6 separate regions of the Mus musculus genome follow, and all the other regions are linked to region 1. Evidence: chromatin loops called from intact Hi-C (ENCODE). Cell type or tissue: heart. All regions are shown on one strand.

Region 1 (5,000 bases):
GTGTAGTTGCACCTGGCTTTAATCCTAGCACTCTGGAGGAACAGACAGCAGAAAATAACAAAGAAGATAGGGCTGTCTGCCAAGCTGCTGAAAGCCCTGCTGCCAAGTCTAACTGCTGGGTTTGATCCTTCGGATCTACGGAGCTGAAGGAGACAAACTTGAAGTTTGATTCTCCACAGCTAGTGTGGCTCTGGCTTTTCTCCAGAGTCCTAGCTGCTCCATATCATGTCCTAACACGAGAGTTCTCAGCCTTCTTCCAGCGGACTTGGGTTATGTGCCACCCTTGTGAGGGTGAGATCCTCAAGAGGGAGAAGATGGCATTATTTCTCTTTCAGGCCTCTATTTTGTCTGTGGACCCAGATCCCAGCCACCTTGTCTCTCAGGCCCTGGGAACTTCTGGGTTTTTCCCAGCTATAACAGGACCTCTTTACTTAAGTCAACAGAATGACCAGAAGTAGGCTGAATCTGTGTCCACCTTGCTTGCATCTGTGTTCTTTTGGCTCCAGCTCATGATCAGCTCTGCATATAAGTATGGCAGTTACTCAAGGAGCCTTTGTCTAACGCCCATGAACTCCTCATGGCTGAGGAGACAAAGAACGGGAGTCTCTGAAGCATCTGTTGGCTTTCGTAGTGTCATGTTCCAGATCCCCCCGAAATGCATGAAAAGTCTCTAGTCATTGTTCTTAGTTTGCAGTGATCCAGGGTGTCAGAATAACATTCTCACAGATCCCTTAACACAGTCACCCCAGCAGGAGGAGCCACCTTTTCGGAACCCCATTATCCCTCAACCAGGACTTATTGGCAGCACCCTATCAGAACTGAGATAGTGATCAACCAGACTACGCTGTGACCAGGACTTCTTAACGATGTAGACCCTTCCCACTCCTCTATTTAAGCCCAAAGCTCATGTTAGTACCTTAAAGATGGGTTGACAGACTTTGTTGCCATTCTTGCCCAAGGACTGTGTGGGTTAAGTCCCTTCCCTGTATTTTTATTTGATTCCTTAGGGGAGATCTCTGTTTCAGGACTCAGCTGGCACAGCCAACATGGTATGTCACCTTTCTGACACTCCCTTCCCAATGCCTTTGCTGGATCTCCTGATGGAAATGATGCCATGACCTATGTCCACCAGTTATGAGTGCTGAGCCCCAAAGGAGATAGAAGCAGATCTGACCCCATCCCATGCAACACAATGGCCTTCAGCTCAGCTGGGAGTTGCATGCATGGAGCCTCAAGGATTTTGCAGAAGAAAGTCACAAGAAGAACCTTCAACCCCACAGCCAGACGTTGGCTTCTACTTATGTTAAGATGAGACCCAAACAACAGGACCCACACAGGTCACTGACTGAGCATAACATAGAGTCTTGATTCTCTGAGTGACCAGCCTCAGAAATTCACCCGTGTCAACTGCAGCTCACCTGTGTGCACCAAATCCCTCCCCCTGGCTTACGTACTCATGATCAGATGACAAGAAAGAATGCTCTGTTCTCTTCTTCCCATTCAGTTCACACCGAAGAACCCAGCTGCTGCACCTGCTCCTCCTGGAGCTTGGTGGGAGGCACCTGGAGAGACACAGATCCACTCTGCTCCTGATGTCCAGGGTGCCTGGACACTCCTCAGCCTCACCTTTACTCTGGACAAATCACTGAGACACAGGCATCCAATAAACAGAGGGTCCCAGAGAGGCTGCAGCCAGGGACACCCTGCCTGAGGGTCTCACCCCACATGCTTTAGAGCCCCAACACTCTGGGTGCCACCTCCCCTCCAGTTCTCACCTGCATGTGTGCTCCAGCTTCTTACCTGCTTCTCTGGCAATGAACTCTGGTGTAGCCCTTGCTGAGCTCATCCTGACCTGAGGGCGTGTCAGGGAGGAGGCGGTCCAAGTACCACCCGTTCTCATACCCAAGGGACTGCATTAATCCAGGAAGAAAACAAACTTCGGGAAAGAGTGTCATTTGCAGGAACTACCCTGAGTCCACACAACAGTGATGAGTTTCTGAGTGACTCCTTCATTAAAACATTTTAATTGAAAGCGGCTTTTAGCTACTTGCCTTAGGAGCACGGGAAGAAAGTCTAGGCTTTTCCTAGGCTAGTCATGGCTGCGGTCAGTGTTTGATTCAGGGCTCAGGGACTGCTCATTTAGGGGGACTTGTCTCCCTGCATGGGACATCACAGGCAAGAAGACTCTGGGCAACCACACAGGGAAAGGCAGGAGCCTAGTGCCCACACTGGACACAGTGCATGGGCTCCACATTCACAGGGTTCCCAGATATCCCTAGTGCCAACGTTAGAGAGAGGATCAGATAACCATGATCCCATGATTGTAGTATCCCTCCGGCAAGGCTTAGGCTACCAGACCGGAGGTAGGGGTCCTTGGGATGGTGGGGCAAGGATGTCCTGTGGTAAGGAATCTTGAAGGGCAGCTAAAGGTTCCGTGTCTCACCCCAAACATTAAAACACCTTTGTTGTCTCAGTGAAAACTCACCGTGAAAGTGAAACTAGGTGATTTGTTTTGAAACCACAAGGCAGGGACAACAACATTACAAGTCTTTCCCAGTGACAGTTCCAACTCTGAGGTCAGTGTCTACAGGTGATGATGCAGCTTAGCCTTCTGGAGAGTCTGTGTGCAAAAATCCCACCCCGGTGTGTACACGGTCTCAGTGTGTATACAGTCCTGCTGTGGTCTCACTGGCAGACACAGCTGCTTGTGTCCTAGCTCCACTAGGAGTCACCTTCTGCACATTCTCTGATCAGAAGTTGTGACATCTCCTGTCTCACCCACAGAGTTTTCAGAGATTTATGCTCCAAGGTCACTCTCAATTTCCTCAGCAGGATCTGCTGAGAATTTAGGAGTGCTGGGTATCTATTTCCTGTTGTCCTCTGTCCTCTGTGGCTTAATCCTATTTTTAATTTCTCTCTCTCTCTTTCTCTCCCTCTCTCCCCCCTCTCTCTCTCTTCCCCCTCTCTCCCCCTCCCTCCTTCTTCCCCTCCCTCCCATCTTCTCCCCTCCCCTTTGTGTGTGTGTGTCCTACCTTAGGCACTATTCACAGTTTTGAAGCAGGGTCTTTTGTTGGCCTGGCTTTCACCAGGTATGCCAGTGAGTCTGAGAGAGCGGTACCTCCTCAGTGCTGGAATTATAACTGTGCACATCATACTCAGCTTTTAATTTTTTTTTTTTACACTGGTTCTGGGGATCAAACTTGGGCCCTCATTTTTGCAAAGCCATTGCTTTACCTACAGAGACATCTCTTCAATCCATCCCTTTGTCTTTCATGCTTTTGGGGTTTCATGAATGATTCTGTGGTCACACAGCGTCATCTGTAGAGATAGATGGCTCATGTCCTCGGGCCATATATGTGTTCTCTTCTTGGGAAGCTGAGTTTTCAGATGTCTCCATATCCTGGTAGCCAACTAGCCTATTTGGATTGACGAGCCAACAGCGATGGGGGAGGGGAAATGAGGTGAGTAGAGTGTTAGTGAAGCCTTGAGGGTGGAGCAGGAGGAAAGATGTGCATAGGGCAGAGGTAGGGGTCAGATTGCAGCTTAGGTCTCTGCTGTCAGGAGCTTGGTCTTGAGGATCATTTTACTTTGGGGTCTGATGTCCTCACATCTGTAAAATATCCCGTGAGGTAAAACACCAGCCTGAATGAGAAAGCCTGGCTTTGACCCTAAAGAAGAGACTCCAGGCTGTGACTGCCCTGGAAGCACAGCAGAGGCAGGTCATCTGGACCAATGGACAGCCAGAAGGCACCACAGAGTGGTCCTTCTCCTAGGACACAAGTGACAAGCTGTGTCCAGACCCAGGGTCAATGACCCTGCTGGCCCTGACCCCCAGAACAGCAGGAGGAGCATGCACTGTCCTAGAATCTACTTACTGTCTTCTCATGCTAATGACAGAGTCGCTGTTCGTCTCTGTGTGGGGGTGATCTCATGGGCACACTGGGACAACTCATGTACGCCATCATACAGGGACGCATGGCCCAGAGCACGTTCCTGCCCGAGTGGCAGAACTGTTCACTGTGCTGGTGGTGAGTTTGAGGTCCCATGACACAGAACGCAGTACAGTGTAGGTGCAGACATGTTTCTTGGGACTAGCTTCCTACTCTATGAGGACAAACCTGTGTGAGGGCAGGCAGCATCTGTCCAGGTGTCCTTTGAAGGTTCCTACAAGAATTCTATGTCCTGAGCGACTTCTGTCTTTGACCTTGACAGAGAGGACCAGGATAGGGAGCACCGTGGGACTGGCATTCACTAATCCCCAACAGACAGAACCTGGAAAGACAGGAGCCATAGGGGTGGGAAGAGTGGAGACCTCTGACTCAGTTTCCTTCTGGGATTCCTGTAGCTTCAGGGGACAGAGGGACTTCGTGGTCTTGGAAGCTTCCCCTTTTCAGTAGAGGTTCAGAAATTACTTTTAATGGAGCTTCCTGCATCAGCACCTGTGACTGGTTGAGGAAACACATGACAAGCTTCAGAGACCAGGACACATAGGGCCCTGAGCCTAAGTGTGCAAGGAGACCGGGAGCTAATGGGCTACAACAAGACCCGTGGCTGTCATCATTCGATTTGATTACCTTTAGAATGACCGTGAATCACCTCTCCATATGTCTATGCCAGTATTTCCACAAACATTTAACTGAGGAGGATGTGGGTAGCAGCACCCTATGGGCTGGGATTAGAATTCCAAATTGAACAGCAAGACAAGTGTGGTGGCCTACACCTTGCATCCCAGCACTTGGGAGGCAGAGGCAGGTGAAACTCTGTGAGTTCAAGGCCAGCCTGTTCTACACAGTGAGTTCCAGGACACCAGGGATACACAGAGAAACCTTGTCTTGAAAAACCAAAAAAGGAAAAGAGACAGCGAGCTGAGCTGAGCACCGGCCCTGGGTTTTTCTGTCTCCTGAGAGAACACGACGTTTCCAGTTGCTTCAAGGTTTTGCCACCAGGCCTTCCCCACTGATAGAGCCTGTCCTCAAACTCAGACAAAGCAACCCCTTCTT
Region 2 (5,000 bases), 51 kb after region 1:
ATAATTTTATGGTTGGGGGCATCACCCAACATGTATTAAAGTGTCACAGCATTAGGAAAGTTGAGAACCACTACTGCTGTAGAGAACAGCAACTACCAGTGTGTGCTGGGGAGTGCATATATGATACACAGCTCTGGATGGCTGTCAGACACTGTACAGATCAGGGGCTAGGTAAGGTGGGCCTGCGGACACCCTCCCCTATAGATAGAATCTCCTGTGAACTGCATGGAAGCATCTCCTGTCAATAAAAGAGCTTATGGCCAATAAGTTGAGGGGAGAAATGGGAGATGGCAATTCTGGCAGGGATAGAGAGAGGCATTCTGGGAAAGAGTCAGGCACAAGATACTTGCCTGGAAAGCTGAAAGAGACAGTCGCATAAAACTCAGAAGAGGTGACCAACAATATGGAAGACATAAAATATAAGTTACAAACTAGTCAGAAAACAAGACAAAGCTTATGGCCTAAGCATTTATTCATATAAAAACTAAAGAGGGAAAGAGGCTGGGGGATTAAGTTATGGGCTAATTGGGCAAGAAACCAAAGCTTATGACGTAAGCATTATACCTAACTCCAGTGCCACCCCCAGATAGTCCATTCCATTCTGTGGGGCTGCTCAGAGACGCTCAAAGACAACCTTGTTGTAGTTAGATTCTGGTTCTTCCTCCCAGCCCCGTGCTCCCAAAAATAAGACTCAGACTCAAAATATATTTACAAATACCTTGGTCATATAGCTAGGCTCTTCTCTGACTAGAATCGTAACTTAGGATAACCCGTTTATTTTAACCTACATTCTGCCATGTGGCTGGTTACCTGTGCTCAGGTACCCTGTGGACATCTCCTCACATCTTCCCCGAGCATATCTCCTGCCTGGCTCTATCCCAGAATTCTTTCTGCCTCGGGATGGCCCACCTTCTATTTCCCGCCGAAGCCATAGGCCATCAGATTTACTATTGACAGGTGCCACATCCATACACACATAAGATATTCTTTCTATACCATTTCTTGCCAAACGTGGGATCACACAACTGAAATCCCACTTCACACTTGGGAAGCTGAAGAAAGAGGATTGCTTGGAATTTAAGGCTAGCCAAGAGTACAAGAGTGAAACCCTGGAGCTGGAGAGATGGCTCAGCAGCTTAGAGTGTGTATTGCTTTTGTAGAAGATGCAAGCTCAGGGCCCAGCACCCACATCAGGCAGCTCACAACTTCCTGTAACTCCATCTCTCATGCTTGCAAGCATCCCTAGCATGCTCGGAGCTCTGAGCTCCATCTTCCATAAAACAAGCACATGGCACTGCAGCTGTTGGCAGCTGCTGCTTGTGTTTGTTTTTTGTTTTTTAAATTAATGTGCTAAAACACCATGAGCATAGAAATTTCCAGAAGAATTTATTTGGGCATATGGTTCCAGAAAGTAAGATTCCTTCATGGCAGAAAGGCACAGCAGCAAGCAGCATGTTGGTTAGAACACAAACTCAGAGCTCATACCTTGATTTGCAAGCAGGAGGCAGAGACCTCAAAGTGGTACAAGTCTTTTCCTAAAAGCCTGCCTCTGGTGACATGCTTTCCCCAACGATGCCATGTCTCCTAAGCAGCCCACAACTGGTGCCAGCAACTGGGGGCCAAGTATTCAAATGCTGAAAACTATGTAGGATATCCCTTTCAAACCATTGCATTGCAGTTTCAGAGGACCAAGAGTTTGGTTCTCAGCACCCAGAGCCGGTGGCTCACAACCGGCTGTTAACTCCAGTTGGGACACACACACACACACACACACACACACACACACACACACACACAAATAAAACAAATGGAAATAAATGTGTCAAGGTGCACGGTTGATTAAGCCATGACCACTGAGGGGTGCTAATCAGCACTCATGAATGACAAGAGATGAACAAATAACACAGGTGAGCCTTTGTGTAACTGCCAGGACCCTTGGAGGGGCAGAAGCCACCAACAGGTCATAAAGCTCAGTAGGTGGGGAAAGCAGAGCTTCTGCAGGGCTCCATACCATGCACCCCATCCCACAGCCCAGGGACCATTTTTGTAGAACCCTAGATTAGATTCATGTACTCAGCTCCAGGACAACTAACATTGTGGCCTGTGCATATGACCCAAGCAATTGAGAAGCTGAGGCAGAAAGATGGCTAAATGTTAGACTAGCTTGGGCTTCACAATGGAGAGATGGCACAGTGGTTAAGAGCACTGACTACTCTTCCAGAGGTCTTGAGTTCAAATTGCCACATGGTGGCTGTCTTAGTCAGGGTTTTTATTCCTGCACAAACATCATGACCAAGAAGCAAGTTGGGGAGGAAAGGGTTTATTCAGCTTACACTTCCATACCGAATGCTGTTCATCACCAAGGAAGTCAGGACTGGAATGCAAGCAGGTCAGGAAGCAGGAGCTGATGCAGAGGCCATGGAGGGATATTCTTTACTGGCTTGCTTCCCCTGGCTTGCTCAGCCTGCTTTCTTATAGAACCCAAGACTACCAGGCCAGAGATGGTTCCACTCACAAGGGGCCTTTCCCCCTTGATCACTAGTTGAGAAAATGCCTTACAGTTGGATCTCATGAAGGCATTTCCTCAACTGAAGCTCCTTTCTCTGTGATAACTCCAGCTGTGTCAAGCTGACACAAAACTAGCCAGTACAGTGGCTCACAACCATCTGTAATGAGAGAAGATGCCCTCTACTGGTATGTCTGAAAACAGCTACAGTGTACTTACATATATAATAAATAAATTTTTAAAATAAATTTAAAAAGAAAGAAAAAAACAAAAAAACCCCAACAAACATAAGGTTTTTAAAAAATGAGAAAAAAAAAGAAAGCACAAGGTATATGCTTCAGAAGCCCTGGCCCAGCACGGGTCAGGCAGTGGATGACTCTCATTATTAGGAAAAACGAAAACAAACAAACAAAAAAAAAAACCACTTTTTTTGTTTTGTCTTTTTGAGAGGGCTATCACTAGCCCTGACTGGTTTCAAACTCAGTATGTAGATGAAGGTGACCAAGCTTCTAATGCTACTTCTGGGATTACAAGCCTGTGTGATCTCCTGTCAATCTATGAGATAAGACACTATTCATCAATATATGGAAAAACTACCTCTATTTTAGTCCTGTACATTCCAGTTATGAAGATGTGGCTGATACACTTGAGAAAAACTTACCATGTGACCCAGCAAACAGATGAGAACCCAATGTCCCCTTGCCAGCTCTGTGGGATCTTCAGCCAGTGGGTTAGTTACTCACCCAGGAGAGGAGGCCAACGACCCATGGGGACCCAATGAGGAGACTGCAAAAGACTTCTATGAAAACAGTAACTTTATTAACACAGAAGCATGCACAGGGCACGAACTGAGCAAGTAGCACAAAGCAGTCAACTCTGAATCCAGGACTCACAGCCCCTCAGAAAAAGCCAAGTGCAGAACACGGGGTCAACCAACGTGACTTGGTGTCATACTTCTAGTGTCGCCACCTACAACTAGGGCAGAACTGGGGAAGGACCAGTGACCCATCCCCCATAAGACTTGATACACAAGTCTTTGCCCTGCACATGAAGCTGAGTCTAACCTTCCGAACACTGAACTGTCAACTAGGGACGATGAACCCAGCTTCCCTGAGGCCCCAACCCCAGGCTGATCCACAACCTCCCCTTAATATGATGGACATCCTTCAGGACCTGTGGCTGAGAGGCAACCTCTGGCTCTTCAGTCCCGGGGGGAGGGGGACCTGGGGGTGGTACAAGCACCAGTCCCTCAATTGTGTGGATCAGGGGAGGGGGAACGGAAGCAGGGCAACTCCCTCAGAGATACAACTTCTACCACAAGGAGCCTCTCCCCTGGCTCCCTGCTCCAGGACTCTGGGGTGCTATTGTGCCAGGGCAAATACGAATGCACCTTGAAGCCTCCCTTTTGTAGGCTGCAGTCAGCAGGCACCAGCTCCATCCCCAGCTCTGAGGACTCCAGGACGCTTAGCTTCCAGCGGTGCAGGTCTTGCTGTTCAGGTGCATTCTGCAGCTGGGCCACTCTCACGTCACCAGGGTCCAGCAACACCTGCCAGCGCTGGACACGGGTTCTCACGGCCCAACAGGGAGTCATTGACAGCATGTAGCAAATGGCGTCAAAGCCACCCAGAAGGAAAACGAACTTCAGGCCTACCAACCATGCTTCTGCTTCCAACGGGTCCATGGGCCAGGTGGGGCTCAACTCCAACAATACAGGTTGCCCAGGAGATGGGCTTACATTGAAAATCTCCCACCAGGACAAAGGAGGGATGAGCCAGTGGGAGCAGGGTGAAAGCCCATCAAATCTCCAGGGAAGGGCCTGGGTCCACTCAGCATCCTCAGGACCCAGATCCAGGGGTACAGCTTCCTGAGGCCCCAGCTCAGTGGGCACAGGCTGGGGTCCCTGAGCCCCAGAGCCTGCAGAGACAGAGATGCCATGTGGCAGATGACCTTGGCCCTCTCCCCCACTAAGCCCGGGCCATTCCTCGGGCTCAGACGATGCCTCTGAGAGTTCCATGGGCTCAGCATCCCACACTCCTTCTTCCCAGTCTCCCATCTCCAGCATGTTCTTAACGACGAGGAAAGCTGCCTTGAAGCAAGCAAAGCAGATCTTCATCTGTTCCCCATGGACAAGATGGTACAGCCACGCCCCATAGAGGCAGGACATGCCCTTGGCCCCATGGCGAACGCTGACTGGGGGACACATGGTCAAGAAGTCTGTCTGCAGCTAAGCGGACACACAGAGGAAGACTTGCTCGATGGTCTCAGTAGGACCATAGAGGCTAGAAATAGGTGGAAAAGGTGAGAATGAGAGAAACGGGAGAAAACAGGGCACAGTAGGAGGTCTAGGGGCTTTGGGGCTGCAGGATACGGGGCAGTGGTACGAGAACTGGGTGAGAATTAAATGAATACCTCTCTGGAGAAGTAGACAGGCTTGAGCTTCCAGAAACTTCTTCAGCTTCACACTTGCTCCAATGTCTGGAGAGCTTGAAAGGCA
Region 3 (5,000 bases), 140 kb after region 1:
TTACAGTTCAGACTGTCAAAGAGCCATCCCATCCCAGAGAGGACCACCAAGGAACACTAACCCCTCAGGAAAGCATTAATAATCCTCAGGTATCGTAGATGTATAGGATCAGGGTGGGGGGTAGGATGCAGAGGACAGGCTTCCTGCTGGGCACTTTAGCAGGAATAGCATGAGGAGAGAGAAGAATGGGGCTCATGGGCCAAATGAGGAGCCACATACTGAGTCTGAATGGCTGGCTGGTCAGAAAATGAAATCTTTCCTTTTTATTTGTTTGTTTGAAGACAGGGTTTCTCTGTATAGTCCTGGCTGTCCTGGAAATCACTTTGTAGATCAGGCTGGCTTCAGAAATCCGCCTGCCTCTGCCTCACGAGTACTGGGATTAAAGGCGTGCACCACCACACCCTGAGAAATCTTTCCTTTTTAAGATCTTGTTTTTTTAAATCCACACACAGAAAACTTCAGTATCAGCTGCTTCTGAGCTGGTATTTATGAGCCACAGAGATACTGATTGTCAGGTAGGGCCGGAGGAGCCCTTGTCTCCACAGCAGGGGAAGCTTCCTGGAGGAGGCTGGGCCTCTAGACTGCTCCATCATCAGAAACATTGCTAAGGCCACAGCATTTCCTCAGAGGAAGCAGGAAGGAGGACGCCTGCCCTCTGACCCCCCAAACCCCTGAGGATGGTTCACAGAACTGTGGGGGTTCTCTAGACTCTGTTGTTGCCCTGGCTCACCCCCCCATTCACTGCTCAACCCAACTCCTGGATGCCCTAGACAAAGTGCAGAGGTGCATGGGTACCTGCGAATCTGCTCCGCCTCCTCCCTGGTGATGACGATGTCAGTGACACCTCTGCCACACTTCCTGGGGGTACAGCCTGGAGGGTGACAGCCAAGGAGAAATGCTGACTTCTGCCCGAGGATCATGGCCAAGCTGACAAAGTCTTCTACCATGACCAGGGAGGGCCAGTTTGGTTAAAACACCTAGTTAAAAGCCAACTTCAGATAAAAAGTAACTTTTCACTGCGATTTCGCCCTATGCAGAACCTCAGCTCACATCTCCTTCCTGCCAGGTGTCCTGGGCTTCCCACATAGGCTGATCCTGTCACTGCCCCCAAGGCCCGGGGAAACAAGGAAGTCCCCAGACCTTACATTGACATTTTGGTCTTGCTCTGACTTGTTCGTTAGAAACATGGTTTCTCTACGTAGTTCAGGCTGCCTCAAATTTAGGAACTTCCTGCCTTAGCCTCCTGAGTTATAGGCCTGGGCTAACATACTAACTGGCAATGTCCTTAGCCTGCTTGCTTGCTAGAGTCCCTTTAGAAAGTTCTGACACAGCCCAAGCTGAGCCTGTCATTCTGGTCACCATCCGTCTCCAGGACCGTAGTACCTGCCTGCCATACTCATTTCTGCATCTCCTTCACCGTGGAGTCATGCAGACAGACACCCAGAGGGCAGAAGTTGGAAGCAGCTCTGACGGGAGAGTTGAGTGTGATGATGTTTAGGGTTGTTGGAGAGATGCCAGGTTGGAGTCGAGCATCTGCAGCAAGCTCGGCAAACAACCGGTCCCTGTATTCTGGCAGCTCCCCTTGCCCTGAGTGAGCTGTGTGCTCTTACATGAGACGGGACTGTAAACTCTGGGGACCTTACTACAAGATATGCTGGCTGGTAAACTGCCATTTACAATTTGTGTGTGTGTGTGTGTGTGTGTGTGTGTGTGTGTTGTAAATTAGAATATTCCAAGTAGACTCCCAGGACAGAGCATCCAACACAACAGAAACATGTTTATTTTATCGACTGCAGAAGGAGAAGAGGATGTGCCCTTTGTCCTTGGCCACCTGGTCCACAAAGTTCTTCCTCTGCAGGTTCACATGTGGCTGAAGGGCTGACTTCTTGTGCATCACAACAGCGCCCCTTTGTGGAAGAACATGGAACCTTTTCTCCATTCACATCCAAAACATTACTTTGAATGTAAAAAAATAAACCACCCTTATAGAGCTAGGCCCAGATTCTACATTTGAGGAACAGAATGCATCTGTGTGATATCGAATGTTCAGGAAAACAGCAGCCCAAGGAGGCCAACACCCCACCCCACCAATCCAGTCCAAAGGTGTGTGCTCTCTAGGCTGTCCTCACCTGGCCCTGAGACCCTGACATTGCAGCTTCCCTCTATTCCCCTGGGCCCAACCTCAGAACTCTGGCTTATAACTAGCGTGTAGAGGTCGGAGAACTACAGACAGCAGTTGGTTCTCTCCTACTGTGTAGGTTCAGGATACTGAACTCAGGTCATCCAGTTTGTGTTACGTGTTTTAACAGCTAAGCCATCTGGCTGACCCTTTCTTGGCTCCCTAATTCTGTTACCTCTCTGCAGGCAGCCTCTGGGCACAGAAGCCTGATAAGGTGCTGCCTGCATCTGAGTGGCACTGGAAGCCAACTCTGAAACATCTTTATTTTCCAACCAAGCGTGAGCTTGCCTATCTGGGAAGGGAAGGCTTGTCTCTGCCCACATATATTGTTTTAACTGTAGCAAAAGTCAATGCTGAGTTTCATTTCTGTCACGTCCTGTGTGTCTGGGTATAACTATATGCACATAACCGCAGGTGCCTGCAGGAGAAGTTGGATCTCCTGAAGGTGAAGTTACAGGCAGCTGTGAGCTGCCAGTCAAGGGTGTTAGGAACTGATATCTGGTCTTCTGGAAATTCAACAAATGTTCTTGAATGCTGAGCCATGTCTCCAGCCCCTACCAGCCACTCTAATTTACTGAGAAGCCGGTGGCACATACCTTCAAACCTTCGGTGACCATCGTAGTCCTCAGAGCAGGGAACCTCAATGAACCTGCCTTCTAGGACCTCACCACGACGGGCCACAACCTCAGCAACATCATCATCGATCCCCACACTACTCCAGAGCAGACATGTGACCAGAGCAAGGCCGACCCCAAAGGCCACAATCCTTAGCCATGTCCTCTGTGCCTCCCGAGGCAGCCGGTCCTTCTTGGTACTAAAGAAAGAGACGATAACCAGCCACTGGATGCAGCCATCATACTAAGCATGCCAATCAAACTCACAAGATGTTCACACTGGATGCCACCAGGCTTGGGCTGTGTCTACACTGATCTCTGATCAAGATGGATGCATCCCATCAATCCTGAGATATGGGAAGTACTTGTAAGCTAATTATGAGGCAGCTGGTGGGAAGTAGGGCATCTACTTCCATCCACAACTCAAGCTTATCAGGATGCCCACCATCACCACCCCTCAGAAGAGCTTCCCAGGCAGTATATGGACCTGTCTTCTCTGACCAGACAGGGCTGAATATGTGCTTCAATGGGCAAAAAAATTGTGGGCTGACCATAGGTAATTTCTGTCCAGCCCACAGAGCACCTATTTGGAGGATTGTCAGGGCATGTGAGTCTCTGATCACTCATGCATCCATATATGACTGCCCCATCCCAAGCCTGTGTTTCTACACGAACACATGTGTACGTAAACCAGCGTACATGAAGCATATCTACTTAACTCAAATCATAAACCTGGAGCCAGAAAGAGCACAGAAGAATGTCAGAAATGATATGTGTAAGTTTCCTCTACGACCCAGGTCTGTGTGGTCCGGTCCCTGATGAAGCTGTGTCTGTGTCTCTACACTTCTGTGTGTATAACTAGAGTGGCTGAGCTCTGCTGTCCAGGAAAGGTCTCAAAATACATGCAGAATTGTCAGAGTTAGGTCCCTGTCCCTAAGGACTCCGTTTCTTAGTTACCATTTCAGGTGTGGGTTTGACAGAGGCTCACAAGGCCAGTTTTGGATAGGTGAGGTGTGAAAGGCTGGGATGAGGTAACCAGCAGAGATGTGAGGAGACAGACCATGTAGTGGGTGGGGAGTCCTAAAGGCTCAAAAAGGGTCCCTAGCGAGAGAAACCTGTTCACGTGACTGAATGCAGCTCGACTCCAAGAAGAGGTTTCCTGTGGGCAGGGCCTCTGTGCAGAGCTTGGAGGTGGGCAGCCACGTGGACATTTTCACTATAGAAAGGATGCCGCAGGATACACTAACCAAGTCACGCCCCAACACATCAATCACGCCCACACTACCACGCCCTCTCTCTAAATTAAGCCTGCTCAAGTCTCAGTAGGGCTGGTCCCACCTGTCACCTCTAGCCAGGGACCAACCCAGACACGAGTCAGACCCCGCCTTGTCATGAGCACGTCCCACCCCTGTTAGGTCCCACCCCTGGGATGGCCACGCCTCACTCTGCCAAGGACACAGCAATCAAGACCACGCTCTGCCTCCCTCCGACCCCGCCCTCGGAGTGGCCACGCCCACACACACCAGTCAGGCTCCGCCCGCTGTGGCGCGCGGCCTCCCGGTCCCTAAGGATCCCGCTACCTGGTCGCGCGCCGGCGCTCTGCAGCACTACTTCCCTCGGGAATTCTGGGTGGTCCCCTCCGCTGAGGCGCCATCGGGCCCAGCCGTCGCAGAGCCAGCTACGACACGAGAGCCACCAAACTCGGGGCAATAGCTGCGACAGCGAAAGCGAGGCGGGAACGGGGTCGGGACGCGGGAGCGACGCGCTCGGTCTTCGTCCGGCTCACGGCCAGACGAGAGCAATCGGAGGCCGAGCGGTGGCGGGGGTGGGGTGGGGTGGGGGGAGGCGGAGCCTTCTCGGCCCTTGGCACTGCAACCCTGAGGCACCTGCGGAATTCTGTCTTCTCCTGTAGCTGGGCTGCGGCGGCGACGCGGGTGAGTCAAGCCCACAGCCACCGATTGTGCTGGGCCCGGATGACCTGTCTCCTACGGCCGCCGCCCTCTCCTTTCCCCGGCCCCGAGAGCTGCATTGAGAAGCCTGTCAGGGACTTTGAACTGCCTGAGAGTGGCAGGTCGGGCAGGGTTGGGGATTGAGGGCGAGCGTAGGGGGGGTGTGGTTCCTAAGGCTAGGACTTTTGAGTCCTTGCACAGGACGAGCAGGTGAAATCATGCAACTGGATGCACAACTCTGTAATTCTTTTTAATAAT
Region 4 (5,000 bases), 59 kb after region 1:
ATCCCATGGTGGCTCACAACCATCTGAAATGAGATCTGATGCTCTCTTCTGGGGCGTCTGAAGACAGAAACAGTATACTTATATATAATAAAATAAATAGGCTGGAGCAAGCGGGGCCGGAGTGAGCTGGAGGGGGAGAAAAAAAGAGACAGGAGATAAGTTTATTCGGAGGCTATATAAGAGTGTCTATGGCCCTAAAACATATATACCCAGTATTCCATGGTCCAAAGTGGGGAAATCCCAGCTGTATGTCTCAGGTGCTAACTGCTGACATTCTAAACTCCAGGGAGTTAATGGGCCTTGTAGAAGGATCAGTGTAGTTCTGGAAACATTACACAAAACAAAATCCTTTCCAAGACACATTCTCTCTATGTATCCTTGGCTAGCCTGGAATTCTCTATGTAAAGCCAGGCTGGCCTCGAACTCACAGTGATCCTCCTGCCTCTGCCTCCACACTGATGTTTATTTTATTTTTATTGTTACTTGTGTGTGTGTGGGGGGGGGGGGGGAGACATGGTTTCTCTGTGTAGCCCTGGCTGTCTTGGAACTCACTCTGTAGACCAGGCTAGCTTCCACCTCAGAGATCCTCCTGCCTCTGCCTCCCAAGTGCTGAGATTAAAGGTGAGTGCTACCACAGCTTGGCTCTGATGTTTGTGTGTTTGTTTGTTTACACTGTAGCTGTCTTCAGACACACCAGAAGAGGGCATCTGATCCCATTCGAGATGGTTGTGATCGTGTGGTTGGTGGGAGTTGAACTCAGGACCTCTGGAAGAGCAGCCAGTGCTCTTGACCCTGAAGCCATCTCTCCAGCCCTTTGATGTTTATTTTTAGTACAGGATATCTTAGTTTCATTTTCTGTTGCTATGTTCTACCCTGACAGAAGTGACATAAGGAAAGAATGGCTTATTTTAGCTCACAATTTAAATGACAGTCCATCGGGGTGGAGAGGTCAAGGCAGCTAGAGCCTGAAGTATTTGGTTAAATATAACATCTGCAGTCAGAAAACAGCTATTAAACCATGCTGGTCTCAGCTTGCTTTCTCCACATCAGTTTAGGTTTGTTTATTATTAAATTTAATTCATTATGTATGATAGAGTGTCCTTGTTGTAAAAAATAAAATTCTTAGGAAGTAATAACTGGCTGCTCAAACCACTATCAGCCTTTCTCGGTGGCGTAGACATTAGGAGGAGAAACTTCAGGCTTGCATGGAGTCCCAGAATTTATATTTAACTTCTCGTTCTCCAAAACTCCTATAAAAAGTCCAAGTATCCCCTTCCCCTTTCACAGGCACCCCTTTCCTGCTGCAGAGTGTCAGCCCCTCACCGTCTGAAATAAACAGTCTCACCAGCTGGAGTCAGGCTGGCTTTTTTTTTTCTGCCTCTGTCTTCTTAACGCTCCTTCCGAAATCTACCTGGGCGTGTAAGAGATGTGCATATTCTTTGGGGTTCATGTGGAGATTAGAGGACAATCTCTGGGAGTCAGTTCTCTCCTCCCACCACATAGAATCCCAGAATTGAACTCAAGTTGTCAGACTGAGCAACCATTTTAGTCTACAGAGTCATCACTTGCTTTCTGACTATATGTGTGTGTGTGTGTGTGTGTGTGTGTGTGTGTGTGTGTATTGCAGGAGGTACCCTGAAAGGGAGTGATTCCACCCACAGTTATGGTGGATCTTCCCATACCTATCAATGCAGCAATAAAATCCCTCACAGCAGCCTAACTTTCAGATAAAGACTCTAAATTCCGACAAAATGACAATAGACAGTAACCACACAGAGTCTTATCTAATGCAGACTGGGCTAAAACAGTAGAGAGATATGAATGTCCTTGACGTCTGATCATCCTCCCTTCAGCTTCCACAATGTCAGGATTATAGGCCTGTGTCACCACACACCTAACCTTTTTGGTCTTTTGTTAGTTGCTGTGTAGTCTACTCATTCCTAAATATTTTTGTTGGCTTGCTTCTTGTCTTAGTCTGCTTGGATGGTGTTAGCAAATAGCACAGCTGGGCTGATTAAATGACAGCAGTGGATTTTCTCATATCTCTTTAAGATGGAATTCCAAGGTCAGGGAGCTGTGAGACAGAGCAGAGGGACCCACTTTCCCTCTGGAGCAAGATTAAACACTACCAAATATTAGTAAATACTTAAGTGTTGTTAGCTGCTTTTAGACTTCTTCTCTGAAGAGCTTTTCTTAATTCTTCATAAACATTCTTCATTTTAAGTGCTTTCTGGGAGAACAGGGGAGGCATTTGATGCGGCCTTTCTTTTGCCTGTCAGGCTGGAGGAAGGACCTATCAGCCAGGCTATATCTTGTTTATTTTATTTTTTTTCTGTTTGAAGAGGCCTTACTATTTTTCCCAGGCAGTCCTCAGACTTGAAGTGATCCTCCTGTCTCAGCCTCCCAAATACTGAAACTGCAGTACTGCTGGCGGGGCTTAACTGTCTTCCTGCAAGCCTAACTGCTAAGAAACAGACCAGTGGCTTCAGAAGACCACTACACTGACAACTAAAGACATACTCCAGCCTTGGCTACCCCAAACAGCCTATACCAGTCAAAGAAAGCTACATTACATCTAGACAAGTCTTGGTAACTGTGCTGGCTAGTTTTGTATCAACTTGACACAGCTGGAGTTATCACAGAAAAAGGAGCTTCAGTTGAGGAAATGCCTCCATGAGATCCAACTGTAAGGCATTTTCTCAATTAGTGATCAAGGGGGAAAGGCCCCTTGTGGGTGGGACCATCTCTGGGCTGGTAGTCTTAGTTCTATAAGAGAGCAGGCTGAGCAAGCCAGGGGAGGCAAGCCAGTAAGAAACATCCCTCCATGGCCTCTGCATCAGCTCCTGCTTCCTGACCTGCTTGAGTTCCAGTCCTGACTTCCTTTGGTGATGAACAGCAATGTGGAAGTGTAAGCCAAATAAACCCTTTCCTCCCCAACTTGCTTCTTGGTCATGATGTTTGTGCAGGAATAGAAACCCTGACTAAGACAGTAACCTCTCCGTGATTATGTAGCCATTTTCAATCAGAAAAGGAGACATTTCTTCTTGTGGCCCCAGATAAGGCCTGGGATTGGCTAAACCACAGTCCCTTATTTAACAACCCCCACCACACTTCTTCTGGCTGTAAAACCAGGTTGTCTATTCACTTTTTCCGTCAGCCAAAAAAGACATCTGTGCTGTGCCTGGTGTTCCAGCACAAGACCCAGGAAAACGTCTTCTCTTGGTCTAGAGAGACGGCTCAGTGGGTAAGAGTGCTTTTTGAACAAGGATGAGGGCCTGTGCTTGGAACACCATGTGCTGGCTAGTTTTGTGCCAGCTATGCAAGATATAGTTATCTAAGAGGAGGAAACCTGAATGGTGAAAATGTCTCCAAAAAATTAGGCTGTAGGCAAGCCCATAGACCATTTTCTTAATAAGCAAATGTTGTAGGAGGGCCCACCCCATTATAGGTGGGGTCACTGACAAGGTGGTATTTGTCGGAGGAACTGCGGTGGTTGAGGGCTTTCCAGGGCTTGAGGGAAGGAATCAATTGAAGCCGAATCAGAAGTAAAAAGGTAGGTTTACTGGGAGGCAGCTTTCAGATGAGTTCACTGATCTCAGTCATGGAGCTGGCAGAGCTGAGAGTTCTACATCTTGATCAGAATTCAGCCAGAAGGAGGCCATCTTCCACAGGCAGCCAGGAAGAGGGTCTCTTCAGCACTAGGTAGAGCTTGAGTACTAGGAGACCTCAAAGCCCACCTACACAGTGACATACTTCCTCTAACAAGGCCACACCTCCTAAAAGTGCCACTTCCCATGGGCCATGCATATTCAGACCACCACAACCAATAAATGTCTTTCACAAAGACTGGCTATACTAATCGGGTAATTCAGCCCTCTTCTCCAAACTTCTATCCAGCCACACTTGAGAAGGCTGCTTTGCTCCACCTGAGGATGCTCCCAGAGAGAAAGTCCCTGGCCTGTGGTCAGTGGCTGATGCAGGCTGAACAGACACAGCAGAAAGGAGACATCAGTCTCACATTCAACAGCAAATGTCCTTGTAACTATTGTCCCTGGATTCTTGCAGTACCTAAACCCTCCTTGGGAGCTTTTCTGCCTGGTCCTCCCACCCCAGCTCTGCTCCAGCTCTCCAGAGCATATCCTGAGACTCATCACTATCTCCCTCCAGTGGCCATAGGAATCCATCCATCATCCAGACAGGCTGTGCCTAAGGGTGGTCTTCATCAAGAGGAGAGAGGGTAACAAGTTTATATTTGATGGAGATGCCTGTGCTGAAGGCCAAGGGTGAAAGCAGGGCACACAGCATCATCCGGTGGTCATTGTCAGGACATCCTGGGAAACAAACTTCACAGAGACACCCCCGCACCCCCACCAAGAAGGACTGTGTGAAATCAGACAAGGCCAGAGCTCAGGAAGAGGTTGCTGCTGTGATGCAGGGGCTGCAGAATGAGGTGAGCTCACCTCGGTTTCAGTAACGCCCTGGCTTTTATTGGTGAAAACATGAGTCCAGACACTATGTGTGCCTCTCTGGACTACTGTTAGGACAGAATGACCTCATGTGTGATTTCCTTTGATGGTGATTTAGAAATGGAAAGTTGAAGGCATTACTTTGGCTCTGTCACCTGTCATTATAACCAACTGCTGCCACACACATAATGGCAGAGCTTACGGCTATCACCATCTATTTGCCTATTGGCTGTTATCATTTATTTGTCTATAATTTATCTGGAGTAGAAATTTTTTTCAGGGAAAAATATGCTATATAGATTGTCTTTTAAAATCTGCAATTACGGGCTGGAGAAATGGCTCAGCAGTTAAGAGAACTGACCGATCTTCCAGAGATCCTAAATTCAATTCCCAGCAACCACATGGTGGCTCACCACCATCTGTAATGAGATCTGATGCCGCCTTCTGGTGTGTCTGAAGACAGCTACAGTGTACTCACATAAATAAGATAAACAAATAAATATTAAAAATAAAAAATAAAATAAAGCCGGGCGT
Region 5 (5,000 bases), 74 kb after region 1:
CAGAAATTGCCTCATTGTGGGCATAAAATGAACATTGGCAAAGGGCTTTTGGTAATTTTGGGGGAGAAATTAACAACAAATACCTCCAAAGCAAGCAACTTCAGTTTATAAAAGGAACTAATTGGATTCTCCCTCATATAATAAAAGGGACACCAATTTCTCGAGCCTCTACATTCTATACTGATGCAAATAAGTCAAGAAAGGCAGGTTATAAGGCAGAGGAAATAAATGAGGTGACTCAGAGCCCTTAAAATTCAGTTAAAAAATCAGAGCTGTATGCCATTCTTATGGTATCATTAGATTTTCCAGAATCTCTTAATATAGTTACTGTCTCTCTCTCTGTGTCTCTGTCTCTGTCTCTGTCTCTCTCTCCCTCCCTCTCTTTTAGATTTATTTATTTATTTATTATATGTAAATACAATGTGAGCTGTCCTCAGACACTCCAGAAGAGTGAGTCAGATCTTGTTACGGATGGTTCTGAGCCGCCTTGTGGTTGCTGGGAATTGTACTCAGGACCTCTGTGCTCTTAACCTCTTAGCCATTTCTCCAGCTCCTCTAGATCATGTCTTATCCTTTTTTTGATCAGAGTTATATATTGGCATTACAGTTTGATTTGAGAGAGAGCTAGAGAGTGAGAGAGCAAGAACACAGAGCACTCTAGAGGGCGTGTAAGCTGCTGTTAGAAGGGTTCTATGGCCCCAGGAAGCAGAGAATGAGTTTCCCGTGCCTGCCACTCTCTCTGGGGGCTCAGGCTTGTCCTTACTGCTTCCACTGCAGCCATGAACGTCCCTGGTCCAACTTATCAAAGCCCAGCAAGTCTCTGGTGTTGTTGTTAATACCTGAAAGGGGGGGGGGGTCATTTACATCCACATTCCTTTGATTATTTTTAATCCAAAAACAATAAAAGTGGACTAAAATGCACAGTTGTAATTTATAAATGCAACACCCAGCAGTCACACCAGTCCCCCTGCAGCCAGCTCACCAAAGCTGATCTCTTTCATAAACAGCCTTGTCAAATTCTACCAAAAGACCTGCCAGGACTTTGAGCAATGAATGCTGCAGTGAGCCCACAGATCAAGTAGGCAATGAGCGTGTCTTTCCAACAGCTAGTCTTCACAAAGAAGGTGGAAGAACACCCTTCTATCGGCTTAGCACCCTTCTGTTGTCTGTTGTCTTAATAGTTCTCAAATCGGCTCCCACAAAGGTCTTATACATCGTTTTTTTCTATTTATTCCTCAAGACTTGCTATTTTCTGATATAATTGTGTCCTTTTGTTCTGAAGATCGAATCTAGGGCTTTGTTCCCGCTAGGCAAGTGCCCTGGTGCTGAGTAATATCCTCCGCTCTTTTTTTACTTTTTATTTTGAGACAAAATAAGTAAGTATATGCCACTTTTATGCAGGTGTTTGCAGAGGTCAGAGGAAGGGGGGCGAGATGTCCTGGAACGGGAGTTGCAGGAAGTTGTGAAGCACCTAATGTGTGTGCTGGGAGTCAAACTTGGGTCCTCTGGAAGAGGAGCAACCACTCTTAACCACTGAGCCATCTCTCAAGCCTGGCCTTGAAAATTTAATTGGACTCTCAGCCTCCTGAGTGGCCTGGATTACAGGCTTTGGCCACGAGGCTTGGCTTTTAAAATTACTTATGTAGAGTAAAGAAAGGTATCACTATGTAGTCAAACCTGGCATCCGACCACTGGCTTTCTGGGTTGACAAGCATGCATTGCCTTCCCACTATCATGCTTTAGAGCACAGCTTCCTATTTATTGTTGGTACTTAGAAATGCAATGATCATTGTTGCGCTCAGTATGCTGTAAGCCTTCCTCAATGACTGAGTATGACCCCCCTCCTGGATTTTCTATGCACAACTAGTTTTTTCTGTGAATATTAGCTTCTCATCTACATTTGCATTTCCTTTTATTCTCTGACCAGGTGGACCAGGACCCTGATGCAATACTGGCTAGCATAGAGAATCAATACCTACTTCCTCCCCACACTGCGGCTCTCCTGCCTAGAATGACCTTTCCCCTCAGCTTTACTGTCCATGATCTGTGTGGAAGGGTAGTCTCGAAGGAAAACTGCTAATTAAGGTCCAAGTCCACCACGACCGGATGGCCTCTGAGCATAAAATGGGAGACTCCATTGTTAGCAGGCTTCTCTGACCTTGTCCGGGAGATTCTATGCCACCCACACTTAACTCTACCTGAGGAAAGTCATTTAGCATGAAACCCGGAGTTCTCAGCCGGGCGTGGTGGGGCAAGCCTTTAATCCCAGCACTCAGAAGGCAGAGGCAGGCAGGTTTCTGAGTTCGAGGCCAGCCTGGTCTAAAAGTGAGTTCCAGGACAGCCAGGGCTATACAGAGAAACCCTCGAAAAACCAAAAAGCAAACAAACAAAGAAAAAAGAACCCGGAGTTCTCCATGTTAAGGAGGTATCTAGATAGGCTCTGAGTGTTCAGCCAATCATATTCCCCTCCTGGGCATTCCTTCTCGCAAAAGGTACTTAAACCCTAGTTCACCCTGAGTACGATGTATGCATTTACATTCACCATCAGATAAAGCAATTTCGACAAGCAAAGTTGTCTCTTTATCAAGAATCCTGGTAGGGGGAGGCCTTTGGCTTGAAGAGCGAGACTAAACCTCCCGGAGAAAGCCCTCTCTCTCTCAGCCCCTCTGAACTCTGGGACTCACTCGGAACCAAAGCGGTTCTGCCCCACGGGCTGAGGGACCCCCGTTATGAACTGCCGGGCGAGCAGACACATTTTCTGTGGGTAATGAGGAGTCCTAGATAGTGAGAGAGCCCCCCACCTTCTTACCACCAGCACCAGCAGGCTCAGCTCAACAAGCTGCTGGCTTATCAGCCATGAAACTATAGGGATAGCTTAGAGGATCCAGCAAAGAGCAAGGCTGAGTCTGGGTTATTTTCATAACCCTGCTGGACTTGGGCTTGAGAACTGAGACCTTGCTCAGCCTCAGACACAAGAGATTGGATCATCATGGGCAAAGAGATTGTTCAGTCAGGTGGCAAAGCCAGAGGCTCCCCCTGGAGGTACTGGGCATCAGCTCACTGTTCAACGAAGCGCTGCTGCTCTTTCAGCTCCCAACTGTCACTGTCGTCCGTTCCACACCCTCCCTGCCTAAGAATCCCTCCAAGATCTGATGGCATTTCCAGGAACTGAGTATCAAGTGCTTAAGCTTGGCAAGGGCCAAGTGCCTCTGCTTGTCCCACCTCTTCTCAAGTGCACACTTCTCCAGCTGTCGCGGCCACATCTGCTTGATGCCTCCGCTTCCCACAGAGGTGCATGCAGGAGGATTTTCCATGCAGACGTTAACAGGGCCACACCCAAAAGAACCTTCTTGTTTACTGATATGGCTTGAAGGTTCACAAGAGGAGCTCTGCCTCCCCCTCCACCTTGACTGAAATGGTTCTGGTTCTGTCTCCTACTGTCTGCGGCATTCTGCCAGCTGCATTTTTGCTTGTTTATTGTTTGGTCCACTTGGACCTAATTAGGTTTTTTTGGCGGGGCAGGGGCCAAATCTACTTTTTCTTCTAAATTCATGAGTATGTGCTTTACTGAATAACTCACCTTTCCACACAGGTTCCTCTTGGACTAGGACATGGCAGCCAGAGTCAGAGGTAGTTAATCCAACCATGCTCCTGGTGTGGGTGAGCACTGGCCTCACCTACCCCTGTGTACTGCCTCTGTGGATCTTGGTTGGTGTGAGAGGTCAGACATTTACTGCCTTACCTATCAGCTCTCATGATTTTAACAGCTGGTCTTTTATACTATACTACCCAGTAATTAAAAAAAAAATACTTCTAAGTACTGTTTTGTTTATTTGCTTGTCTATGTGTTTCGAGACAGGATCTCATATAGTCTGAGCTGTTTTCAAACTTGCTAAGTGCTTAGACTAGCTAAAAACTTTTTAAAATTTTATTTATTTGTTTGTTGTTTTATGTATATGTATGCACACAGAACCCTGAAAATTTGATCCTCCTGTATCTACCTCCCAATTTGCTGACTGTTTGATTTTAAAAAGCAGTCTTGCTAAAATTTCTTTTCCAACTGGGGTAAGGGAAACTCTCCCTGACAGCTTGCATCCTGCCCCTGTGAAAACTTGAATCACTTTAAATGGAAGAAGAAACAGTAGAGATGGTTTGAAGCCCAGCTGAGGGTACAGAAAATATCTCTCATGTAAATATCTCAGTACACTAAAAAGTGTAAGATGAGACACCTAGGGACCAAAGAAGAGAAACACAATCTCTCTGCGACAGACACAAGCCAACCAGGTACCAGGTATCTGGGTTGCTGCACCAGGACTAACTATGTACAGTTTCTACATCTGGCTCAGTGGCTGTCAACTGCAAACCCCAGTGAGCTAGCACTCAGAATCCCTAGCAGGAAAATGACTTGTATAGGATCCTCCGTGAGAGACAGAATAGCCACAAGCACCTAAGTTTCCCAGCCTGCTGCAGGCAAATCTCTGCTAGCTCAGAAAGCCTAGACGCTGGCCTGAGTTGCTGGACATGAACGCAGTGTGCCTGGGTCTGACTGTGAGCTAGGGCATACTGAGAAGCAAAGGGTTAAAGCCTTAGAAAGGCAACTGCTCAGCTTCCCAGACTAGGAGGAGGCCCAAAAAGGCAGGTTCCTGTAAAGGCCTCCAGCTATCCAGGGTCAGCTAGTCAGAGGCTGCTGGGAAAATGCCTGAGTTCACTGAACACATTTCCTTGTTGGCTTTCTAGGCTCAGCTCTAGTCCTAGTGGGCATCACATTAAATTCTTCTCACAACTGCAGTTCTAAAGAGCAGGGAGGGGCTGGAGAGATGGCTCAGTGGTTAAGAGCACTGACTGCTCTTCCAGAGGTCCTAAGTTCAATTCTAGTAACCACGTGGTGGCTCACAACCACAGCAATGGGATCTGATGCCCTCTTCTGGTGTGTCTGAGTAAAGTGATGGTGTACTCACATACATAAAATAAATCTTTTTTAAAAATAAATAAATCATTTT
Region 6 (5,000 bases), 130 kb after region 1:
GATGGGAGCTGACAAGATGGTTTGGTGGGTGAAGGCACTTGCTAGCAAGCCTGATACTGGAACCCACATGATACAAAGTGAGACCTGATTCCTTCAAGCTGTTGTCTGACCACCACACATACACCATGAGACACACACACACACACACACACACACACACACACACACACACACATGCCCCAAATAAATACAATGTAATCAGAAACAGAAAAAAAACCAGGAGGTGGATGGCTCAGTAGTTAAGAACACTACCTGATCTTCTGGAGAACCTGGGTTCAATTCCCAGCATCTATATGGTGGCTCACAGCTATTTTAAGCTCCAGTGCACCATCTTCTGGCCCTTGTGGGCACACATGTGCTGCATGGACATATATGTAGGCAAAACACCCATCCACGTGTCATAAAGTAAACATATTAGAACAGAAGAGAGAACTTAGAAACTCACATATGAATTTATGTGTAACTGGTAAATTGTGTGATTGACACCCCAGATTAGTGGGGAAACCCCAGGTGACTTTTAAAATGGTCTCTGGGCAATTGACTTTCACATGGGAAAGTGACAGATCTCTGCTATCATCAGACACCACAACATTCATTTCTCCTAGTTACAAATGTGTGGACAGCTGGAATGTAAAAAGAAAAAAATTAGTAATATTAAAATTTATAATCCCAGCACATAGGAGAAGGATCATTATAAGTTCAAGGACAGGCTGGGCTACACAGTATAGCCCAGACTAAAGAGTAAGTGTCTGAGAAACAGAAAGGAAGGGAAGAAAGGAGGGGGTGGGGGAGGGTGGTTTATAGGAGAATAGTGGGTGTGGTTGGTTGGGTTTTTGTTTTGTTTTATTTTGTTTTGTTTTGTGATTCTATTTTGGTTTGGGTTATGTTGGTTTTTGGTTTTTTGAGACAGGGTTTTTCTGCATAGCTCTGGCTATCCTGGAATTCACTTTGTAAACCAGGGTGGCCTCGAACTCATAGACGTTCATCTGCCTCTGCCTCTTGAGTGCTGGGACTAAAGGCATATGCCACTAGGAGCATGTTTTTTAAAACTTTCTTAGGCCAGTAGAATTTCTAATCTAGATTTCAGAGCAATCCCTTGTTCGTCGGTACATACATCTATACCCAAGAGACCAGTCCCTACATAGAAGATCATATCATATGCCCATGTGCTCCAAGGAGAGTGGACACAAAGGTCTGGTGTGTGAGTGAAACATGGCACAGTCATAAGTAGAATAGCCTCTACTGTTAACTAGAACATATTAAAAGCTGTGTATTAACCTAAGGTGACTGCGGCCAGTGAGAAGGGTGCTGGAAGGCCTACTAGGTAGAAGATGCTCTAGGGCCAGTAAGATGCCCCAGTGGGTAGAGGTGCTTATGTGCAAGCCTAGTGTTTGAGCTCAATTCCCTGAGCCCATGGAAAGGTGGAAGATGAGAATCAGTTTTACAGAGTTGTCTTCTGACCGCCACACATATGCCCATACCATATATACACACAAACGTGTGCGTGCACACACACATGCACACACACACACATGCAGTCACAGTAATGATACTAAATATTTTAAAAACATCATGTAAAGGATATTCAGTATCCAACTCTCTAGTTTCCTTTAGAAACAATGAAAAGGATAAGATGATGCAACAGTAAAGTTTGAGTTCAGTCCCTGAAACTTGTACAGAGACAGAAGGAAAGACCCAACTCTACAGAGTTATCTTCTGAACGCTGCACATTCACCACGGCACACACATTCCAGTAATAGTAAATTAAATTAGTTTTTTTTAAAAAGAGCACTACAGATGTAGACCTACTAATGGCAGGGTTCTATGGACGAAACCACTTACTTCAAGATCAAATTTTGCTTAATAAGATCAGTTGTTTAACAGGAAAAGAAACAACTTCAAAAAATGTGATTTTCTACAAATAACAAAACATAGTATTTTATGCCTTTGTTTTTGCATAAAAGTAGTTGGAGGGACTGGAGAGATGGCTCAGTGGTTTACAGCACTGATTGCTCTTCCAGAGGACCTGAGTTCAAATCCCAGCAACCACATGGTGGCTCACAACCATCTGTAATGGGATCTGATGCCCTCTGGTGTGTCTAAAGACAGTGACAGTGTTCTCACATAAAACAAACAAACAAACAAATAAGCATTAAAAAAAAAAAGTAGTTGGAGATCCCAGGAGGTGGTGGTGCACACCTTTGATCCCAGCACCTGGTAGGTGGATCTCTGAGTTCAAGGTTAGTCTGTTCTACAAAACAGGTTCTAGGACAGCCAGGGCTACATAGAGAAACCTTGTCTTGAAAAACCAGAGGGGGGGGGAAGTAGTTGGAGAAAAGACCCTAAAATCTGGCTGTTGTGTTGATTTGGACAAGTGAGGGATTTCTGGGAAAGGGGGTTTCTGTCTTCTTACTTCTGAACCTTGTAGGGTACATTACTATGCAACCAACCAAACATAAAATGAAGCACACTGGCTAGAAGTCATATGGCACGGAGCCCTGCAGGACACTGTGGCAGTCACCCAAATTTCCACCTAGTTCTGTTTCACTGAAGCAATTTATTTTTCCGAGACAGGGTTTCACTATGTAGCTCTGGCTGTCCTGGAACTGACTATGTAGATCAGGCTGGCCAAAGCAAACATCTAATCAGCAAAGACAAGTCTCATATGCTGTTTCGGTTCTCTGATAGACAGGTAGAATTTAGTCATGGACCACAGGGATCCTGGGAGTAATCACCGTTTGCCAGGCAGAGACAGAAACTTCACAGCTCGACAGAAACTGAAGGAAGACAGGCATGCTGGTACTAGCTTCTGATGCTAGCACCATTGTATATATGAGTGTGTGTGGGTACCGACCATGGGAGACTGCAGGTGCCCTTGGAGGCTGGAAGAGCAATTCAGTGTCAGTCTCAGCTGTTCAGAAACTTTAAGGCTAGCCTGGACTACACAAAGACCCAATCTCAAAACAAACAGACAGACAGAATTCTTCAATCTGAAAACCACACTGGATTGGATCCAGGACAGGAGAAGGCTTAGAGGAATTGAGTAGACCTGAGGGACAAAGAACTAGCAAGTGGAGCCTTGGGAACATACCTAAAGCTCTATATTCTGTCACTGAGTCCCAGGAAAAGAAGCGAACACGGATATAAAGAAATGATAGCCCCAAACTCTCCAAACACAGTAACCAAGCTCACACTCCACCACTGAGCAGTAAACAAGCACCAGGAAAATAACTTGGAAACTTTCAGAAAGCATTTAAAGCTTCACATAGAGGGGTTTGAGAGATGGCTCAGTGGTTAGGATGCTTGCTGCTCTTGTAGAAAACCTGAGTTTGGTTTCCAGCAGTATCCACATTGGGCAGCTTGCAACTACAGGTAATATAGCCCCAGGAGATGGGAAGTCCTCTTCCAGGCTCCAAGGGCACCTTCAATCTTTCATGTGTTTATACCTACACACACACACACACACACACACACACACACACACACACACAAACACACACACACAATTAAGAATAACACTTTAAAAAACTGGCCAGGTGGTGGTGGCACACACCTTTAGTCCCAGAACTCTGGAGTCCAAGTCAGTAGGATCTCTGAGTTTGAAGCTAGCCTGGTCTATAGAGCAAGTTCCAGGAAAGCCATGGCTACACAGAGAAACCCTGTTTCAAAAATACAAAACAAAACATAAACAAATAAAGACCTGCACATAGAGGATGGAGAGGTGACTCAGCAGTTAAGAGTACTGACTACTCTTCCAGAGGACCCAAATACGGTTCCCAGAACCCACATGGCAGCTAAGAACCATCTGTAACCACACTTCCAAGGAATCTGATATCTTCTTCTGACCTTCACTGGCACCAGACACACATGTGGTACATATTCACACATATAAGCAAAACACTCATATACACTTTAAAAAACTGAAAACAAAAACCAAACACTTGTACATAGAGAGGCATCACTGAGAGGCTGGGACGTAGCTCAGTGGAGTGGTGTGTTCCTAGTGTGCGTTAGAGACTGGGTTCCATCCCAGACACCGAAAGAGAAAAAAGAAAAAGAAAAAGGAACATTGGCCAAGCATGGTGATGCATGTCTGTCATACAAGCACTTGGAAGGCAGAGGCAGACAGATCTTTGTGAGTTCAAGGCTAGCCTGATCTACATAGTCAGTTTTAGGATGGATAGCCAGGGCTACATAGAGATCCTGTCTTAGAAATAAAACAAAACAAAACCACAACAACACCATCATACAGAGAGAAAGGCTGTTGCCGAGGCATGACTACAGGGGCTTGGGAATGGCTCAGCAGGTAAAGGTGTTTGCTAACAAGTCTAAAGACCTGAATTCAAGTCCTGGGACCCACATGGTGGAAGGCAAAACCAGACTCCAGCAGGTTGTCCTCCTGCTTCCACACAGGCACCATGGAATGTGCATGCACATACATATACACACTAAAAGATATTATTTAAAAAGCTTCATGAAAGACGAATTCTCCCTGTATTGTAGAGAAATATTTTTTAAAGATTTGTTTTATTTTTATTTGTGGGTACGTGCGTGCAAAAGCAGTGCTTCCGCAGAGCATTCTTACTGCGTGACACTAAGCAACTGACTTGACTTCTCTGAGCCTTAGTTCCCTCTGAAAGAACAGAGTGATACACCAGGGCTTGGTGACACACACCTTTAATCCCAGCATTTGAGAGGCAGAGACAGGTGGATCTCTCTGAGTTTGAGACTAACCTGGTCTTCATAGTGAGTTAGTTCTAGGTCAGCCAAGGCTACACAGTGAGACCTTGTCCCAAAAAAAGGAGAAAAAAAGATTGTACATGTTTTTCTTAGACTGGTTATGGTTAGTTCAGGACCTGGAGGAGCAAAGCAAGACACTGTGGGTGGGAAAGCTGGAACTCTCAAGGGAGGGTGTCACAGGTAGAGAAGGTGTGATGGTTTGCATATGCTTGACCCAGTGAGTGGTGCTACTAGAAGGTATGGCCCTGTTGGAGTAGGTG

The links. Peaks named below come from ENCODE experiments on the same cell type or tissue, not always from the same donor. Only the 100,000 strongest peaks of a DNase experiment are listed, where the experiment ranks them.
Region 2: a loop joins it to region 1, with 2.3 times the contacts of the local background. A loop is called at or near these places in 8 of 42 quality-filtered maps.
Region 3: it touches region 1 in a loop (2.5-fold over the local background); 11 of 42 quality-filtered maps call a loop at or near these places.
Region 4: it touches region 1 in a loop (2.2-fold over the local background); 11 of 42 quality-filtered maps call a loop at or near these places.
Region 5: it touches region 1 in a loop (2.1-fold over the local background); 10 of 42 quality-filtered maps call a loop at or near these places.
Region 6: it touches region 1 in a loop (2.2-fold over the local background); 3 of 42 quality-filtered maps call a loop at or near these places.

What each region holds. Positions count from the first base shown.
Region 1 is chr11:121,061,742-121,066,741 of GRCm38, forward strand. It overlaps Sectm1b (secreted and transmembrane 1B), which reads right to left and starts at 1,828. Exons shown (of 5, transcript NM_026907.3): 1 at 1,776-1,828; 2 at 1,455-1,562. In heart, a CTCF peak has its summit at 2,716; no DNase peak of the experiment used is centred here; H3K27me3 peaks cover 1,996 bases.
Region 2 is chr11:121,112,912-121,117,911 of GRCm38, forward strand. It overlaps Tex19.2 (testis expressed gene 19.2), which reads right to left. Exons shown (of 3, transcript NM_027622.3): 2 at 4,916-4,989; 3 at 3,304-4,785. The coding sequence starts at 4,709. The coding sequence ends at 3,756. Among named protein-coding and RNA genes, the nearest start is that of Tex19.2, 3.3 kb to the right of the region's middle. In heart, a CTCF peak has its summit at 2,716 (motif pointing left); no DNase peak of the experiment used is centred here; H3K27ac peaks cover 35 bases; H3K27me3 peaks cover 1,963 bases.
Region 3 is chr11:121,200,116-121,205,115 of GRCm38, forward strand. Ogfod3 (2-oxoglutarate and iron-dependent oxygenase domain containing 3) reads right to left here and starts at 4,533. Exons shown (of 9, transcript NM_025402.2): 1 at 4,374-4,533; 2 at 2,776-2,993; 3 at 796-871. The coding sequence starts at 4,447. It also overlaps a transcript of Hexdc not described here. In heart, a CTCF peak has its summit at 1,913; a DNase peak (open chromatin) is centred at 4,276; H3K4me3 peaks cover 1,387 bases; H3K27ac peaks cover 1,382 bases.
Region 4 is chr11:121,120,451-121,125,450 of GRCm38, forward strand. No RefSeq gene overlaps it. Among named protein-coding and RNA genes, the nearest start is that of Tex19.2, 4.3 kb to the left of the region's middle. In heart, no CTCF peak of the experiment used is centred here; no DNase peak of the experiment used is centred here; H3K27ac peaks cover 2,349 bases.
Region 5 is chr11:121,135,875-121,140,874 of GRCm38, forward strand. No RefSeq gene overlaps it. Among named protein-coding and RNA genes, the nearest start is that of Tex19.1, 7.8 kb to the right of the region's middle. In heart, a CTCF peak has its summit at 3,038 (motif pointing left); no DNase peak of the experiment used is centred here; H3K27me3 peaks cover 872 bases.
Region 6 is chr11:121,187,352-121,192,351 of GRCm38, forward strand. All of the region lies in intron 7 of Ogfod3 (2-oxoglutarate and iron-dependent oxygenase domain containing 3), which reads right to left. Among named protein-coding and RNA genes, the nearest start is that of Ogfod3, 15 kb to the right of the region's middle. In heart, no CTCF peak of the experiment used is centred here; a DNase peak (open chromatin) is centred at 2,520.